Linked DNA regions of Homo sapiens: region 1 is linked to region 2. A link is a loop called in an ENCODE intact Hi-C map of the cell type or tissue named here. Cell type or tissue: PC-9. All regions are shown on one strand. Links, peaks and the distances in the headings refer to the core of each region. The heading gives the core; the rest is flanking DNA. Region 1 overlaps LARS1 (leucyl-tRNA synthetase 1). Region 2 overlaps TCERG1 (transcription elongation regulator 1).

What was found. Peaks named below come from ENCODE experiments on the same cell type or tissue, not always from the same donor. Only the 100,000 strongest peaks of a DNase experiment are listed, where the experiment ranks them.
Region 1: it touches region 2 in a loop (2.8-fold over the local background); 4 of 110 quality-filtered maps call a loop at or near these places.

Annotation. Positions count from the first base shown.
Region 1 is chr5:146,146,900-146,156,498 of GRCh38, forward strand. It overlaps LARS1 (leucyl-tRNA synthetase 1), which reads right to left. Exons shown (of 32, transcript NM_020117.11): 11 at 6,994-7,081; 12 at 6,835-6,911; 13 at 6,275-6,328; 14 at 4,963-5,103; 15 at 2,723-2,800. Among named protein-coding and RNA genes, the nearest start is that of LARS1, 31 kb to the right of the region's middle. RefSeq lists an enhancer at 4,566-4,735. In PC-9, for the core only: no CTCF peak of the experiment used is centred there; a DNase peak (open chromatin) is centred at 5,232; H3K27ac peaks cover 495 bases.
Region 2 is chr5:146,478,797-146,488,395 of GRCh38, forward strand. It overlaps TCERG1 (transcription elongation regulator 1), which reads left to right. Exons shown (of 23, transcript NM_001382548.1): 11 at 1,059-1,115; 12 at 1,232-1,298; 13 at 2,354-2,404; 14 at 3,796-3,931; 15 at 4,744-4,833. Among named protein-coding and RNA genes, the nearest start is that of GPR151, 33 kb to the right of the region's middle. In PC-9, for the core only: no CTCF peak of the experiment used is centred there; no DNase peak of the experiment used is centred there.

The DNA.
Region 1 (9,599 bases), core at 2,387-7,386, 330 kb before region 2:
GACAGGATTTCACTATGTTGGCCAGGCTGGTCTCAAACTTGACCTCAAGTGATCCACCGGTCTCAGCCTCCCAAAGTACTGGGATTACAGGTATGAGCCACTGTGCCTGGCCACCTAGACCTTTTGAGCTAGAGATTGGCAGAATCTTCTGTAGGGAAATCTAACAAACCCAAAAGCCAATACTAAAAAAACTTAACAACCGGGAGTCGCCAAGGCCCAAATGGCCCTTTCTAGATCTCCCCCAGTGAAGCCTAGTGACAAGTCCTACCCATAAGCAAAAACATTTCTTTTTACACCCAAATATATTACATATCAACGGTCTTCCTCAGAGAAATAAGATTAAGATGTCCCATCTATGAAACAACAACAGCATCCTACAACAAATCAGCCAGGCATGGAGGCACATGCCTGTAGTCCTAGCCACTCAAGAAGCTGAAGTGGGACGATCACTTGAGCCCAAAGCCAGATCAGCCTGGGCAATATGGCAAGACCCCTGTCTCTTTAAAAAAAAAAAAAAAATCAGTCAGAAAACAAGAACAATTATTGAACTGGCCCAAAATTAGTAATTATTGAATCCGGGTGATAGGTATTACAGGAATTTATCATTCTACTCTCTACTTTTTTATACATTTGAAATTTTCCATACGATTCTTTAAAAATAAGTTCTTATAAATTTGTATTCATACACACACACAAATAGTAAATAAAAGCACATAGTAAAGAAAAGCTCAGGAAGAAAATGATGAGGGACTATCCCACAAAGAGGACCAACAGGACTGCCAGGATCTAAGAGGTTCAATATCTGAATGATAGGAATTCAAAAAGTGAAAATAGAGAATAAGAAAAAAATAAGATAATCAAGAAAAAAGTCAAGAAATGTTCCCCAAATTGAAGTACACAAGTTTTCAGATTGAAGGAGCCCACCAAGCACCCAGTAGAATGAATGAAAATTGACCTACACCCAAGGCAAATCATGAAATTTCAGGATACTGGGAGAAAAAAGATTATACAAGCCTCCAAAGTCAGGGGAAACAAGTTAGTTACAAAAACATCAGTCACTACCAGAAGAGTTTTCAACTTCTTAATAGCATCAATGAACCAAAAGATGATGAGGTAATACCTTCAGGTTTTTAAGGGAAAATTATTTCCAATCCAGAATCTATACTCAGGCAATCCAATATAAAGATAGAAGACATATTTCAGACATGAAAAGTCACAACAATTTACCTTCCAGGTACCCTTTCTCAGAAAAGCTATCAGAGGCAGAATTTCACCAAAATGAGAAAGAATATAAGGACATAGACATGGGATTAAGGAAACAGGAGATCCAGCTCAAGAGGAGCAAAGGGTATTCTTAGCAATAGTGGAGGAACATCCAAGATTTGTGCATCAGGACAGTAAGCAACCAGTTCAGACTAAAGCCAGAAAGCGCTGGAAGAGCTTTCTCTGAGATGGAACTGAAAGCACACTGATGTGTTTGAACTGAGTAAGAAAAGAAATAGACAGTTGGAAAAGAGTTGAGAAATGGAGTACTGACGAGTGTATTTTAATTAAGAATGTTTTAAAAATAAACCTAACTATTAATCCCAGGGAAAACCAAAAGCTGAGGATGAAAAATTATTGTATTATGGATAAGCCATGTCTCAAAAATGTAAATAATAACTATTCATCTAACATTTGTTATAACTACAGTGTACGGAGAAGACAGGGTATGGAGTAGTATATACCAATAAATGTGGGACGTTAGAGAAAACAAAAAGTAGGGGAAAGAGTGTAACTTTGATCTTCCTCCTACTCCTTCCAAGAGTAGGAGGTTAGTGGCTGATACCTAACCCTGAAAAAAAAAAATCACATTACAAGCATTTAGGTCAGAGATCTGTTAGAGATGGAGATTAGCCGGGCATGGTGGCTCATGCCTGTAATCCCAGCACTTTGGGAGGCCAAGGCGAGTGGATCACCTGAGGTCGGGAGTTCGAGACCAGCCTGACCAACATGGAGAAACCCCATCTCTACTAAAAATACAAAATTAGCCAGGCATGGTGGCTCATGCCTGTTATTCCAGCTACTCAGGAGGCTGAGGCAGGAGAATCACTTGAACCCAGGAGGTGGAGGTTGCAGTGAGCTGAGATCGCGCCATTGCATTCCAGTCTGTGTAACAAGAGCGAAACTCCATCTCAAAAAAAAAAGAGCTGGAGATCAATACTAAAACGATTAAATGTTACCCCCTCCAAGGAAGAGAAATTTAAATTATGGAAAAGTGATGAGGAAATTGCTGCTTTTTTATTTCAACAAGCCTAACAGACCATTGTCTCTCATAGTATTATGGGTATACAAAGTTGTCAAAAATAAAAATGTAAAGGGTTAACTCAGCTAAATAGAAGAGAGTTATAACAGAAACGGAGGGATGAGAGGAGGACGACAGAAACACCACAGAAAGAAAGGATTGTAACTACCAGTATCTAAAATGGCCACTGCCAGAAATATCATCAAAGTTCTCTACACATGCTATGCACACATCGACTTTAAAACACTACCTTTATCAACATTATAGATGGGATGTTCAAGTTAAATGAATTGCTAAATAGGTCTATTTTCTGCCGCAAAACTGTATGATATTTTTATTATAGCTCCAGGTTCTACTGTAGAACTCACTGCTAATAACACTGTCAAGTCTATTAACAGCTCTTCTAAAACAGCCTTCAGAGCATAGCCTATCACATACAGCGTCAATCATCTTTTTCTGAATAGTCTTCTTTACATCTTGAACCTTCTGTCCTTTAAATCCATCCACCAACATGATCTAAAAGGATGAGAGGGGAGAAAAACCACATATAAAACAGTTAGAATCTGCCTTGAGTTTCTTTCCTAATTTTCCCTAACTAAATTTGCTTCTGCCCACCGAAATATTTTTAGTATGAAATTTATCATATTTACAACGATAATTTTTCATTTTGGTATAGCATGGATAACTAATATTTATAACACACTTATCGTTCTGTCAGTGATACCCACACCTCACTAGGTATCACGGAGATACCTAGTGTGAGCATGATTAGGAAGGAATACTCACTTCCACTTCTTAAGTTTCCACATAGACAGACTTCAATTACACTCACTCACCTCATTCCTGGTGGTTTCTGAAGGAACTAAGTACATTCGGCTTCATCTAATTAGGCTCCTCTTTCTAACCCCACCTGCTGCAGGTGAGTATTCTTTGCCTGACCATGTGATAAAGCTTGCTCTTAGAAGGAGGCCTACTCTTTCACCTCTATCTTTTTCAGTAGGCCAATAACATTCTAGGGCAAAGTATTAGCTTATCCATTGTTGCCATCAATTAAGCCTCAATCACCTTCCAGCTTTCTCTGGTAATAAAGCAGATATTTTCACCTACATGACTCTTATTTTCATCTACATGACTCTTATATTTCTCTCAAATTGTTTCTATCTTAGGTAGAAAAGACATGCATTCTCTTTTGACATTCTAAACCTCTAACATACCAAAATACTTCAATATCTATTTAATCCAGCATTATAAAGTTATATTTAATGAATGCAGTGATTAAGAACACAAATCTGAATTAGCTGGGTGTGATGGCAGGGGCCTGTAATCCCAGCTACTCAGGAGGCTGAGGCAGGAGAACTGCTTGAGCCCAGGAAGCAGAGGTCGCAGTGAGCCAAGATTGAGCCACTCCACTCCAGCCTGGGCGACACAGCAAGACTCCGTCTCAAAAAAAAAAAAAAAAAGAACACAAATCTGGCCAGGTGCAGTGGTTCAAGCCTATACTCCCAGCACTTTGGGAGGCCAAGGTGGGCAGATCACTTGGGGTCAGGAGTTCGAGACCAGTCTGACCAATATGGTGAAATCCTCGTGTCTACTAAAAATACAAAAATTAGCTGGTCATGGTGGCACGTGCCTGTAGTCCCAGCTACTCAGGAGTCTGAGGCAGGAGAATCGCTTGAACCCGGAAGTTGGAGGCTGCAGTGAGCTGAGATTGAGCCACCGCACTCCAGCCTGTGAGACAGAGCAAGACTCCGTCAGATAGACACACACACACACACACACACACACACACACACACACACAAATGTAAATCCCAGAGCCAGGCTACCTAGTTTGAATTCCAGTTCCCACTGGCTAACTATCTGGCTAATCTCAAGTAAATCAGTTAATAATCTCTTTGTGCCTCCATTTCCTCATCCGTAAATTGGAGATAAGAGTGCCTACTTCAGAATGGGGTTATTTTCAGAATTAAGTAAATTAATATATAAGTGCTACATAAGTGTTGCTTTTATCATCATTCAAAATATGTGTCACTTCAAAAAAAAGAAATGTAACCAATTCTTGGTTATCCAGAAAAATGTAGGAAAGCTAAACTAAAAAACATTCTTGTTGATGTCCTTAAAAATCTTCATTTGACTCTGAAGCACCTAATAACTTGTTTGGATTTTTATGTTCTCTAGCCTAGCCTTCTTTCCATGGAAATATAAACCACATTAACATATGCACAATTAGGAGAAAAGAATGGTTCAGAACATGTTTGTTGAACTCACCTGGCATTTAGTAGACATTAATAAATAAATTAATGGACTGAATAAAACTGCTTATCTAAAATATGAACTCCTTAACTAAAAGAGCAAAAGAAGGGACCAGGTATTCTCCATTCAATAAATCTTTGAAGTTTACTGCATAATAATATGAACTAATTTGAAATATCTTGTCAAGAAATTCACTCCATAGAGATTCCTAGAGGGCACGAAAAAGACAATTTCTGAAAATGCTTTTAGGCAAAGGACATGATAAAAACAAAAATTAGAAATTTGGAAATAGAATACATTCTCATATTAAGCTCTCAAATCAATGTATAGCTGAAACTATGTTAAATTTTTCTACATTTTTTCTAATTAAGAAAATCACAGAGCATGGAGTAAAGCAAATAAAAACTAAAAAAAATTATTACTTACACCCTCATAAAATCCTTTTAGATATATCTTCTCCTTTGCTTCTGCAAGTTTTTCCCGGTCATTCTGGCTCTGAATTTTCAACTCATCACAAATGGTTACAGCAGAAAGATTTCCAAAACCTGGGATTTCAATGACTGGCACCTGCAGCAAACAGCAATCAGGAACGTGTTCACACTGACTGGACACACAGCTCTGTAGGGCACAAGTCCTTTTGCCTCTAATGTCCAATTAAGTCATTTCAGATTGTATATGTCATTACGACACTGCCACACATTAAGTAATCACAGAGTGACTAACTTCCAGATGTAAATTTGTCCTTCTACTCTCCACAGGAACCACCCATACTCTGTGTACCAACACCCCCAATGCCCTTCCCCCACCACACACACCTTTCCCAACACTCTATCCTCCACTGGCATATAATTACCTAAGTAATTCATACTGAAACTAGCAAAATGATGTAAACCAGGGGTTCCCAACCCCAAGGATGTGGACCGGTACCAGTCCATGGCATTAGGAACCAGGCTGCACAGCAGGAGGTGAGGAACGGGCGAGCATCACCCCCTGAGCTTCACCTCCTGTCAGATCATGGGTGGCATTAGATTCTCATAGAAGCACGAACCCTATTGTGAACTGTGCATGGAGGGATCTAGGTTGCTTGCTCCTTATGAGAATCTAATGCCTGATGATCTAAGGTGGCACAGTTTCATGCCAAAACCATTCCCCTACCACACCCTGCTGGTCCATGGAAAAATTGTCTTCCACAAAACCAGTCCCTGGTGCCAAAAAGGTTGGGGCCTGCTGATGTAAACAACTAGATTCATGGATGGTTGTGCTTTTGGTTTATATTAATTCCTCTGGATCTTTCATGAAATGAAAATCATTTGCTAGTAATTTAAAAGTTTTTCTTCTATAGATACTAACATGAAAATACAAGAAACATAAAACAGAGTTGTACAGGACTTTGTTAAAGTTATTATGGTTACATATAAACATTCATGAAAAGGGCAAAATTTTATCTTTAGAAGCCAGGAAATTGATCACACTAGCAAAGCAAGCTACTATAAAATTGGTGATGCTAAAAAGCTATTTGTTCCAGAACTGCAGGTGCCAGGTGGTAAGAAAATGCTTGTTAGTTTTCCTTTTGCTCTTATCTACCATAGCAGGTATCAAATTAAAGTGAGTAAATCCTTAAGCAAACTCTCTTTTTCATACTCCACCAATTAATTTTGTTATAAGGAAAACATGTTAGCTCTTCTTTTTCTCTGATAAAGAGATGGATGTGAATATTCTGAATTATCTATGTACTCACCGGCTCAAATGGCAAGACCATGTCATCTCTAATTCCATATTTTGCTCGTAAGGCCTACAGAAAAATTTGCAAGTTAACACTAATGATCAACACTTTACTGGGAGAATCATTGAGAGAAGCAATCTCCAAAGTTTCTTAAAAGTTTCTTTAAAGTTTCTATTTGTTCTCCTCTCCATAGAGAGCAATTTTCTAACTTTGCCAAATATCTCAAAAGGGATCTGTAACCTTCAAAAATTTAATAGCTAAAGTTATAGTGAATAGCCTAAATGAAACCACACAACCAAAAGCAAAAATGTACATAGACATACACATATCACTTAAATTGAGGTTCATATGCCAGATTTCAATGAAAATGTGAATATCAGAAAGCTTTTTCAAAATTCTGTGAACATATTTAAAATTCAAACCACAGAAAATATATTAACATCAAGAAACAAGTTAGAGATAGCAGTTTAAAGATAAATGCATAGCTTTTTAGCCTAGTCCCACAGCGTAGTTCAGCAGCACCTAAGCAATGAGATGGTGAGGACGAAATACAAACATGAAACTCAGATACTTACTTGCTTTTTCTTCAAGTCTCTGAGGGCAGCAATATCATCAGGGGAGTCGGAAGGAACACTTGTAACCACACCAGTGCCTTAGAAAACAAAGTGTGGAATTAATAACTAGAACCAAAATGTGTTTATCAAAATATTTCTAGAAATAAATAAACTCTTTACCTTTATCCTCCTTAATAGTTAGCATTGGGAGAACATAGATCACCTTGTATGATGTTAAAGGTGCAGAAAGTGATGCACCAAGAATTTCCTGCATAAGAAAAAAATCAATATAAAAGGTGAAGTAATTCATTGTGACCATTAGAATTAAAACTATGTTAATATTTTAAGCCCTGAGAAGCTAGTAATCAAAAATATATGGAAATAAATTCAAGAGCTATATTGTACAATATGGTGACTATAGGAAATAACAATGTATTTTATACTTGAAAATTGCTGTGTAGATTTTTTTAAGAGACAGAGCCTTGCTATGTTGCCAAGGCTAGAGTGTAGAGGCTATTCACAGGTGCTATCATAGCATTCTACAGGCTCAAGCTCCTGGGCTCAGGCAAGCCTCCTGAGGTCCCAGCCTCCCAAGTAGCTGGCTCTACAGGTGCATACCACTGCACCTGATTTAAATTTTAACTCTTCTCACCACAGAAAATGGTAAGTACGTAAGGTATAAATTTGTTAATTACCTCAATTTAGCCATTTCACAATGTATATATATTTCAAAACATATTGCGTACCATAAATACAATTTCTGTCAATTAAAAAATGAATACAGGCTGAGCGCGGTGGCTAACGCCTGTAAACCCAGCACTTTGGGATGCTGAGGCAGGCAGATTGCCTGAGCTTAGGAGTTCGCGACCAGCCTGGGCAACATGGTGAAACCCCGTCTCTACTAAAATACAAAAAATTAGCCAGGCGTGGTGGCATGCGCCTGTAGTCCCAGCTATTTGGAAGGCTGAGGCGGGAGAATTGCTTGAACCCGAGAGGTGGAGGTTGTAGTGAGCCAAGATCGTGCCACTGCACTCCAGCCTGGGTGACAGAGGGAGACCCCGTCTCAAAAAATAAAGAAAAGAATATAAATAAAATACATATGAAGTAAAACAAAACACATTATTTTATACCTACTAGAGGAAAAATAATTTTTTTTTTGAGATGGAGTTCTGCTCTTGTTACTCAAGCTGGAGTGCAATGGCATGATCTCGGCTCACTGCAACCTCCGCCTCCCAGGTTCCAGCGATTCCTGCCTCAGCCTCCCATGTAGCTGGGATTACAGGCATGCACCACCACGCCTGGCTAATTTCTGTATTTTTAGTAGAGACAGGGTTTCACCATGTTGGCCAGGCTGGTCTTGAACTCCTGACCCCAGGTGATCCACGCACCTCTGCCTCCCAAAGTGCTGGCATTACAGGCATGAGCCACCGTGCCCGTCCCGGAAAAATAATTTTTAATAATTATAATAACTAAATCTGTCAATATTATGACATGAGTACACTAATACATTGTTTGTGACATTGTACTCCTTGAAGAAAATATAGGAATCCACAGCAAAAGCCACAAAATGTTCATGTAACTCAGACTCAACAACAACTAATTATTTTTTCTTAAACAAGTCTACCCAATGCTGAGTTAATTATACTAGGAAAGCCTGGAAACAACTAAAGCTTTCAATGATAGAAAAAATGATTTAACAAAATATGTTACAAGAACAAGAATGGGTACTATACATCTATTTAAAATAGTAGTTATGAAGACAAAGTAAAAGGATAGTTCTAATTTCACTTGAAAAAATCCAAAAGATTAAGCAATTTTAGACCCAAATTCTCAGATGGCAACAAAGAATTTGCAGCTTCTTGCTCTAGCTAAGGAACACACTTTTCCTTTCCACATAATTCCCACCCACCCCTCTTTATTCATATATGTACTTATAACCTGCCTTTATAGAATTTGCAGTCATATGGATGACAGCTAAATATTATAACCATTTTAAATGTTGAAACTATTTTGCAATTTATAACATCCATGTCCCTCACGCCAGAATTTGCTCAAATTAACAGGGAGAAAAGTTGCATTAAGAATAGGAAAACATGTATGTCCCTAATACTGTTCCCAAGAACTTCTCAGACAAAATTCCAACATTAGGAACTAAAGAGATGTGGCAGTGCTGCTTTTAAAAGAAAAAGGCAGGAAACAATTCAAATATCCATTAATAGAGAATGGTTAAGTAAATTGTGGTACAACCAAACAATGAAATACTATGTAGCTATAAAAAATAAGAATAAAGAAGCTGTTTATGTACTGACAAAATGATTGCCAAGATACAAATTAAAAAGCAAGATGTGGTACAATGCATATAAAGTATATTGCCATTTGTGTAAAAACAGAGGGACAAAGAGTATGTGTGTATTCGCTTGTGTATACATGAAATATTACCAGGATACACAAGACACAGATATTACTAACTACCTCTAGAATGGGGAACTTTTGTATCTTTTTGCGTTTTTTGAATTTTGGGACTTGTAAATATACTGCAATCAAAGTATTAAATAAGGAATAAAATAGTTCAATTTAAAAGAATTGAGATGGTACTCTACTCATATTTTTCTTTTTAAAAAATTATTTAAGATACCAAAGATCAGCATTCACTAAATGGAATTAAACACACTCAGAAATATTGATAATACAGTAGATAAGGCTGGGTACAGTGGCTTACGCCTGTAATCCCTGCACTTTGGGAGGCCGAGGTGGGTGGATCACCCGAGGTCAGGAGTTCAAGACCA
Region 2 (9,599 bases), core at 3,141-8,140:
AATGAAATAATAGAGATTAAAAATATGGAGAGAATTTGGATAAGATTGTGCTTTGTAAAATATGTGTGTCTTTAATTTATTGTCCTACTCAAGATTTTCAGTTAGTCCAAGATATGGTTGGTAGTGTTGCTGCTTGCTTAGTGCTTATCAATACTACTAAAATGCTCCTCGGTGGGCCTTTTAGCACCTTTTGTGACTAGTAATATATTTCTTGAAATAATACATTACAAATTTTTTAAAAATACAAAATCTCAATCTTTTGAATTAGATGGTAAGCTCCTTATATTCCTGAGACTAGACACCTAAACCTTACTAAGAGATTATCTTTTAATCTATCTCATATTCAGAGGGCATACTAATATATTGAGTACAGATATTTGTACGTAATTTTTGTTGTGTATTTCTTATTGGTAATTTGCCCTTGTGTTGATATGATTGTGTTTTTATAGAACTGTGGCCCGCAAGTGGTATAGAAGCAAGATAAATGAATTATTTAATGCTTCTAATGAAATAAATCCTAGTGTGTATCATTTATAGTCATTGAGACATTTTCATGCATTATATATATGCTGAATTATAAGTAATTTCTGAGTCAGTGCCGCTTTGCCTATCTAGTGCTGAAGGTACTAGGCTCACCTTCAGCAATACTTGTTTTATAGGTATGATAATAATACTTTATAACTATGGTATTGAATGATGTTGAAACAATATGTGATTTTCTTTTGTTTTTCGTGAATTTGTTTTTAAATATTTGATTCATTCATTTGATAAATACATTAACGTGCATTGTTAAAAGGTACTGTAAATCCTGAATCAAGAAAGCTTTATTTTATATATTTGTAAATTTAAGGTTTGGGCAAGAAACATTTCAAAATGAATTAAATTTAATGTAAAGGGAGGATAAATAGAGGAAGTGTAGAATTATGCTTTGTTTAATGTTTTATAAAGGGATGAATATTAAGAGGTGAATATATTATGTAAACAGTAATTTTTAAAAAGAAAAGTTTGTGAAATATATGCAAATGACTTTGTAACAATATTTGAAATGTTTTTGCCAGGGCACCCAACTCCGACAATGCTGTCGATCCAAAAGTGGCAATTCTCTATGAGTGCAAGTGAGTGAACTAACCATAAATTGCAGCTTCTTTTTAATACTATTAAAGCAAGTGTTCTGGTAGTGATTAGCAGAAGGATTCATTCCTAAATATTTTAATTAAATTTTGTCTTATAGTTAAAGAGGAACAAGAATTAATGGAAGAAATTAATGAAGATGAGCCTGTTAAAGCAAAAAAACGGAAGTAAGTAATACATACGATTTGATTGAGGTAGATTATATCTTTTAAAAGTCGATTTGGTAATAATTTGTGATTGGAAGGGACAGGTAATGTGAATGTTGTTAGGAGGCATGATTGCTCTCTTAGGCCTGATAATAAATAGCTTTGTTTTTCATTGTAGAAAATGTGTCCCTTCTTTTGCTAGATTTGTAGAAGATTTGGGTATTCATATATGTATTATGACTCCAAATGATAGTTTTGGAATTAATTCTTTTTGGAAATTTATTAGGTCTCAATTTTATGAAAAGTTAGTTTCCTCCCTCATTTAGACCCCAATGGATACCATTCCAGAGATCTCATAAAAACAGACACAGACTTCTCCCTCTTTATATGGTTATCTTACGACTTACCTAGTCCTTGAGTCTGGTCATTAACTCCTTGGTGAGGAGAGAACCCATAAGCTTAGGAAGTGCTCTGCGAGAAAGAGACTGCTAAGAAGTAGAGGCATTAGCTTGGCCAGTGCTCTAGAGTTGGGTAAAATGTAAATGTTATGGCGGGGGGAAGGATGGGGTAGAGGGTATGCATGTATGGGGAATGGGACCATTATTTAGCAGCAAAAAGGAAAGTTTGAAGACATTAACAGGAACTGGTTAATTGTAGTCCTTATCTGAAAAGGACAGATTGAATGCAGCCAAATTATGGCAAAGAAATCAGTAGGACAACCCCTATAAAGGGTAGTTCTTTTAAAAAAAATTTCTTTATTGGCAACAACATAAAAGATATGAAAGAATCACTCATAATTTATCAGCGTAACATAGCTATTCTCATTTTTGCAATTGACTTTTTAGTTCTTGACCAAATGTAATTTTTATTAGTTGTGATTAACTGATTTTGTGCTTTTTTTTTAAAAAAAAAAAACCTAGAATAAGACATTTGTTTTGTTAATTATTATAAATGACTGTATTCATTCTGTTTATGTACCATAATTTTGGATGTTCCTACGATGTTAAACTTTTAGGTTGTTTTTAATTGTTTGTTCTTATAGACAACTCTGTAAGGTTTTTAACTGCTTTTATCAGGAGAATGTCAAAGAAGTCCTTTATGTGGATTGCCCGAGCTTCTCTATTTAGGTACAAAGCTAAAAGCCTGTTTTTCCTGGCTTAGTTTTTCTTTTATTTCCTTTATTGAGATAGATAGTGATAGTTTGTATTGTGACATTTTCATTTAGTATAGTTCTATAAAGGTTATTTGTTTTTATTAGTTACTTCTTGGATGTCTTTTAACTCTAACTATTTAAATAGTTTTAAAATTATTATTATAAGAGGGTATATTGTTTGGCAAATTGCTTTTACCTGTTTGTTTTGTGCATATCTTAGGTCACAGACTATCTCGCTAAGTTCCTGCAGGTCACGGACTATGTCTTCTATTTCTTTTGATTCATTGCCTAAGTTGCTAAGTACCTCTCACTTGCATTTGTGGGTTAGCCTTAGTTCCATTTAAATCTCTGGGGCTACCTACAGTTTCCTGTATAGCATGCTTTTGAATTTCCACATGTTCTGTTTTCCTAATTCCCTTAAGTTTGTATAGGGAATAAGAGCCAATTTTTAAAATATACTTAGCAGATCATATTTAAGAAGGAAGATCTGCTAAAATACACCCAGATATTATTGAATTACATACTTTTTTGGATTATTTACGTGAATGGGCCTTTTTCATAGTGCATATATTTGAGAGGTGCCGTGATTCCATGTTTACAATTTCACTTGAGTACCACACAGAAACAGGGTTGCCCTTACACCTGAGGTGCATTTTTGGAGGAACAAGAAGTAGTTTAGTCATTGATGAACAGTTCTAATTCCACCTAACTACTCCTGGGCCCATGTTGCTCTCTGGGACCTGTCCTTCAACTTAAATCTCAACTTATCACCCAGAAAGTGAGTAATAAAAAGTCAGGTAGGTAAGGTATATATCTTACATATTCACTTGGCCAAGATTGCAGATATTTTAGTTTTATTTTTAAAATGAATGTTTGAGATTACTAAAACATTATACCACTTAATACCAATTTTTATTAGATTTTACAAAATATTTTATGTGTTTATAATGTAAAACATTTTGGAAAATACTGTTTTTTCTATATTTCAAGAACTAAAAAAATTATATTTTGTGCTGTTTGATTCTGACACATAGAGGTTTACTGCAGTGTTAAACTTTTTTTTTTTTAAGTAAGGTTGCTCCCTTTTTATGTTATTAACCAGTGTCAGGGAGAGACAGCCCATTAAAGGTGTATTTTTTTCCTAATAATGTAGCCATTGTAAATCATTAGAAGCCCATTTTAATTTTGTTATTATGAAAGTTATTTATCCCTTAGAGTTCATTTGAAACCCTCAATATAATTTGTTTTTGCCAAAAATATGCTGCTCAGTAGTGAGTCTTGAAAATTCCTTTGATTTTAAGATTTCTAATAAGATCTGAGAATTAATATTTTGTCAGTTGATGTCTTATATTTTATTTTTTATAGGAGAGACGATAATAAAGACATTGACTCAGAGAAAGAAGCTGCCATGGAAGCTGAAATTAAAGCTGCCCGAGAAAGGGCCATTGTCCCTCTGGAGGCTCGAATGAAGCAGTTCAAGGACATGCTGCTAGAGAGAGGGGTCAGAAAACAATCTTTGGGGGAGATATTTCTGTTTTGTATAAGTAATATAAATATGTCTTGCTAAAAGGTCAAATCTAAGGTTAGTGCTCATGTTATGGGGGGGGATAAGGGGATTTTTAAAATTACTGTACATTTTTTGCAACAGCCTTTTTCTTGGCTAATCTTATCATATTTAACTAAATGCCATTTTACTGTCCTTTTAAGTACAAATAACACTTAACATTTATTGGGTCATTAAATTGTGGTGAGTAATATAAGACGAGTATTAACATTACAGAATGGCGGACTGCTTGGGATAGGTAAGGTATATATGATTATTCTTCCTTTAATATCTTGAGAATGGCTTTTGTTAAAGGAGAACTGATACTTTGTGATATTATTATTTGCAATTTAATTGAGAAGGGATTTCAACTATTTGGTTATATTCACAGATTCATTTGAATAAGTAAAATTGTTCAATTTTAAATCACAACATTGTTCACAAGATTGGAGCAAGCATGAGAAATCAAAATATAAATCTTCAAGGCTTTTTCTGATGTACTGATTTTTAAAATGTCACACAGTAGTAGTTATTTTAATGAGTAATTAAGTGTCTGTTATTTCTATATAATATAGGAATGTTCAGAGCCAATTAGTGTGGAAATTTGCTATTGCTAGCCTCCCACTGCTTGTCATTTATTAGTGATGGAAACTTCAGTATGGTTTTATGTCTCCTTTATAAACAGATATCCTGTAGATTTCAAGCAAAATTATGACCTTTATATTTTTAGAGGAGACTTAATTATGAGGCAATACGTTTTTATTTTAAAGGTGTCTGCTTTTTCAACGTGGGAGAAGGAGTTGCACAAGATAGTTTTTGATCCCCGGTACTTACTTCTCAATCCTAAAGAGAGAAAACAGGTAAAAGGAAAATGGCATTAACTAAGAATGTATATCTCTTGCCAACATAGTTTTTAAATTATAAGGAATAAAGTACCATCCCTTTTTTTTCTGATACAGCATTTCAAAAATATAGTCTTGCATCTTAGAACATATTATGTGTCTGTGTGTGGACATTTCTACTTCAAAATTCTTGGATATTTTTGCCCTTATGAGCATGGCTGTTGTCTTGTAAACATTTTGTCCTTATGCCTCATATACCTAGGTTATGTGTAGTATGGTTTTAAAATTGATTTCAAATGCATTTACTAATTTGCTTGTTTGGGCCAATGATGCAAATTTAGAGTAGAAAAATAGCAAAATACAGATGAGTAAAAAGGATAAAAAAGCTACTGTAATCCCAACTAATAGATATGACTACCGTTGAACACTGGTTTATTATTGAATACTGAACAGCCTTCTTGACCATTATGTGTCAGTATGTACATATATATGTGTGTGTGTGTCCTGTAGATAGTACTTGAACATAGGTTTATGTCTTATACACAACTGCATATACAAAGTTCACATCTAAGTAGCATCTGTTAAAATATCTGTTTCCATCATAAACTCAGAAAAACAGTGGATACTTAAGGGTCCCTGTTGAATTAGTGTTGCTTTTTATTCCCATGATGATTCAGTGACACATATCATTTCGTGATTGCCTCTTCTAAAGCATTGCACACTTCCAACTTACTTAATTTCTGAATTACCTGAACTATCCTGACACTGATCTCCATAAAATGGTGAGTATGTGGAACCACTTGCTATAGTGCTGTTAAGCTGTAAGATTTCATTTGGTAACAGTAGTGCCCATCTTTGATATTTTTAATGTAACAATTGAAATAATTCTTCACATGGTGTGTACCATTATGCATGTAGGTCTAATCATGGACTTGAATGAAGGGAGAAAATTTACAATGTGCCAGATATGTATTTTAGTACTTGGAATAGAAAGACATAACTTCCTTAATGTATTTGCATCTTCATTTTAAGCTTTGTATCTTTTTTAAAAAACAAACTCTGTGTGAGTTTTTTATTCTCATTTCAGTTTATGGCTCTATCAAAATTTATAAATTAGCCTTGATTCCTTACTTTTCCCACTTCCCCTTTACAGTCTTATCAGCAAATCTATAATCTACCTTCAAAAAATTTTCAAAATCTCACCTTTTATTAATCATTTCCCCCATTAACACCCTAATCCAAGCCACCATAAACAACCCTTATCATCTGTGTAGCCTATTGTTGATCTCCTTCATTCCATCTGTTCTTGTTCCTCTTTAGTCAAGTTCTTTTTCCACACAGCAGCCAGGCTAATTTTAAAGTTTAAGTGATACTAAATTAAGTCACTGTTCCCTTGCTTAAAACTGTTTAGTGCTTTCCATTTCATTGAGAATAAAATTGAAGCTCTTTTCATGGTCTCTAATATTCTACATAGACTTACCCCTGTATACCTCTTGATGGTCTTTTTTAATGTCTGTTGATTACAGCCACACTGGCCCTGATATTACTTGAACAAGCCAGTCATTCTGGTGTTTGCTATTCCTTCTGCCTGGACTGTTTTTCCTCCAGGTGTTAGTACAGCCAGCTTCATTTCATTAAGGTACTTGTCCCAGTGCCTTCTAATCAATCTAAGTATTGTCTCTTTGCCTTTTCTAATTTCTTTATGGTGCTCATGGCTCTAATTGTATAAAATTATGTTTTTATTATTTGTCTCCTCCTCCTGCAAAATATAAATTGTATGAGGCTAGAAACTTTGTCTTCATTGCTTTATTTGTAGTGCCTGGAACATTGCCTAATCTAAATATCTCTGAAGGCTTTAAAACTTTTATGACGTATTCCTCCTGGTACTGAGTGTTATAGTGAAATTAGAAGTAACATATTGAGAACTATAGTTCTTTCCCAATTTTTGAAGCATTCTATAAGCTGATGGTGGTATCTCCTTAATAGAATTACGTTTGAAAAGAGAAAATATTATTCTAGTGTTCTGTTTTCAATAAAATCTCTAGTTAAAAGTTCTCATGCCATTTATTTATTTATTTATTTTATGCATCTATTTATTTAGAGATGGAGTCTTGCTCTGTTGCCCAGACTGGAGTGCAGTGGCGCCATCTCATCTTACTGCAGCCTCTGCCTCTCAGGGTTCAAGTGATCCTCCCACCTTAGCCTCCCAAGTAGCTGGGATTACAAGCGTGCACCACCATGCCCGGCTAATTTTTCTATCTTTAGTAGAGACAGAGTTTCACCATGCTGGCCAGGCTGGTCTTGAACACCGGACCTCAAGTAATCCGCCTGCCTTGGCCTCACAAAGTGTTGGGATTACAGGCGTGAGCCACCACGCCTGGCCTTTCATGGCTTTTAAATAGAATTCTTCTCTCAACAATCAGAATGTAAGAACTGAGAAGAAGTAGTAGTTAACATTTGGCATTTAAAAATAAACACGTTTTTTGAATACTTGGTTTTATTATTTGCATAGGAGTATAAAATGAACAACCAGAAAGGTGCTAGGTTGCACATTACACATTTGCACTTTGTAATTTCATATTTGCAGTTTGTGCTTTGATTTAGAAAACACTAATAACTTCATTGGAAATGCCTTGTAATACAAAATTATATTTCAGTTGTCCTTTTCTAGTTATTTGTAGATTCGTGTACATTCTGTATCATTATAAAAGATGTATTTTATATAATTGTAACCATAAATTTTAACTTAGAATTTTCTTTTGATAAAGTTTACTTAAGGGGTCTGAAATGTTTTTGTTTTATTTGTTATGACAAATTTTAATTGAATAACATTTTCCATAAAAACTAGACCATTTGCATAAAGGATGCTACTAGGTTCTGACATAGATAGTCGTTATGCTATTAACACTTTAAAATAAGTTCTCTCTTATCTTATTTCAAAATAAACATTTTAAAAGCTTTTCCTCTAAGAACTGGAAGAAGACAAGGATACCCACTTTCACCACTCTTAGTCAACATAGTGCTGGAAGTCTTAGCCAGAGCAATTAGGCAAGAGAAAGAAATAGAGGGTATCCAGATTGGAAAGGAAGAAGTCAACTTGTTTCTTTTTGCAGATGACAGGATCTTACATATGGAAAAACCTAAAGATGCTACTAAAAATCTCTTAGAACTGATAAATTCAGGGTGGGCGTGGTGGCTCATGCCTGTAATCCCAGCACTTTATGAGGCCAAGGCAGGCGGATCACATGAGGTCAGGAGTTCGAGACCAGCCTGGCCAACATGGCGAAACCTCATCTCTACTAAAAATATCTCTACTAAAAATACAAAAATTAGCCAGGGGTGGTGGTGCATGCCTTTCATCCCAGCTAGTTAGGTGGCTGAGGCACAAGAATTGCTTGAATCCAGGAAGTGGAGGTTGCAGTGAACCGAGATTGTGCCATCGCACTCCACCCTGGGTGACAGCAAGACTCTGTCTCAAAAAAAAAGAACTGCTAAACTGATTCAGGAAAATTACAGGATATTAAATATCCAAAACAATAGTGTTTCTGTACACAGTGAACTAGCTGAAAAAGAAATCAAGAAAGCAATCCCATTTACAATAGTGCCAAATAAATAAGATAACTAAGAATTAAATTTAACCAAACAAGTGAAAGACCCCCATAAGGAAGATTATAAGATACTGATGAAAGAAACTGAACAGGATACAAAGGGAAAGACATCCCAAGCTCATGGATCAGAATAATTAATATTGTTAAAGTGGCAGTACTCTCCAAAGCAATCTACAGATTCAGTGCAATCTGTATCAAAATACGAGTGACATTCAAAACAGAATGTCACTGGAAGAAAAAAATCTGGATAGGCAAGGTGGCTCACGCCTGTAATCCCACCACTTTAGAAAACCAAGGCAGGAGATCACTTGAGGCCAGGAGTTTGAGACTGTCATAGTGAGATCTCTCTACAAAAAAATGCAAGAACTAGCCAGGTGTGGTGTCGTGCACCTATAGTCCAAGCTACTTGGGAGACTAAGGTGTGGGGATCACTTGATCCAGGAGTTTGAGGTTACAGTGAGCTATGACCGCTACTGCACTCCAGCCCAGGCAACAGAACAAGACCCTGTTTCAAAAAAAAAAAAAAAAAATCCTAAAATTTTTGTGAAACCAAAAAAGACTTAAAATAGCCAAAGCAATCCTAAGCAAAAAGAACAAAGCTGGACGTATCGTAGTACCAGACTTCAAAATATGCTAGAGAGCTGTAGTAACTAAAACAGTACGGTACTGGCATAAAAACAGACACATAGACCAAAGGAACAGAATAGGGAACTCAGAAATTAATCCATATATCTATAGGCAACTTATTTTGACAAAGGTGCCAAGAACACTCACTGTGGCAAGAACAGTCTCTTCAATAAATGATGCTGGGAAAACTGGAAATCTATATGCAGAAGAAATGAAATTAGAACCCCACCTCTTAGCCTATCTGAAAATCAACTCAAAATAGATCAAAGACCTACATATATGACCTGAAATGATAAAACTACTAGAAAAAAACCATAGAGGAAATAATTCCAGACATTGACTGGGAAAAGATTTTACAAATAAGACCTCAAAAGCACAAGCAAGAATAAACAAATGGGGTTACATCAAATTAAAACAGTTCTCCATAGCAAGGGAAACAACAGTGAAGACATCCTACAGAATGGGAGAAAATATTTGCTAACTACTTATTTGATAGGGAATTAAATGTCCAAAATGTACAAGGAACTCAGTCATCCCAACAGAAAAAAA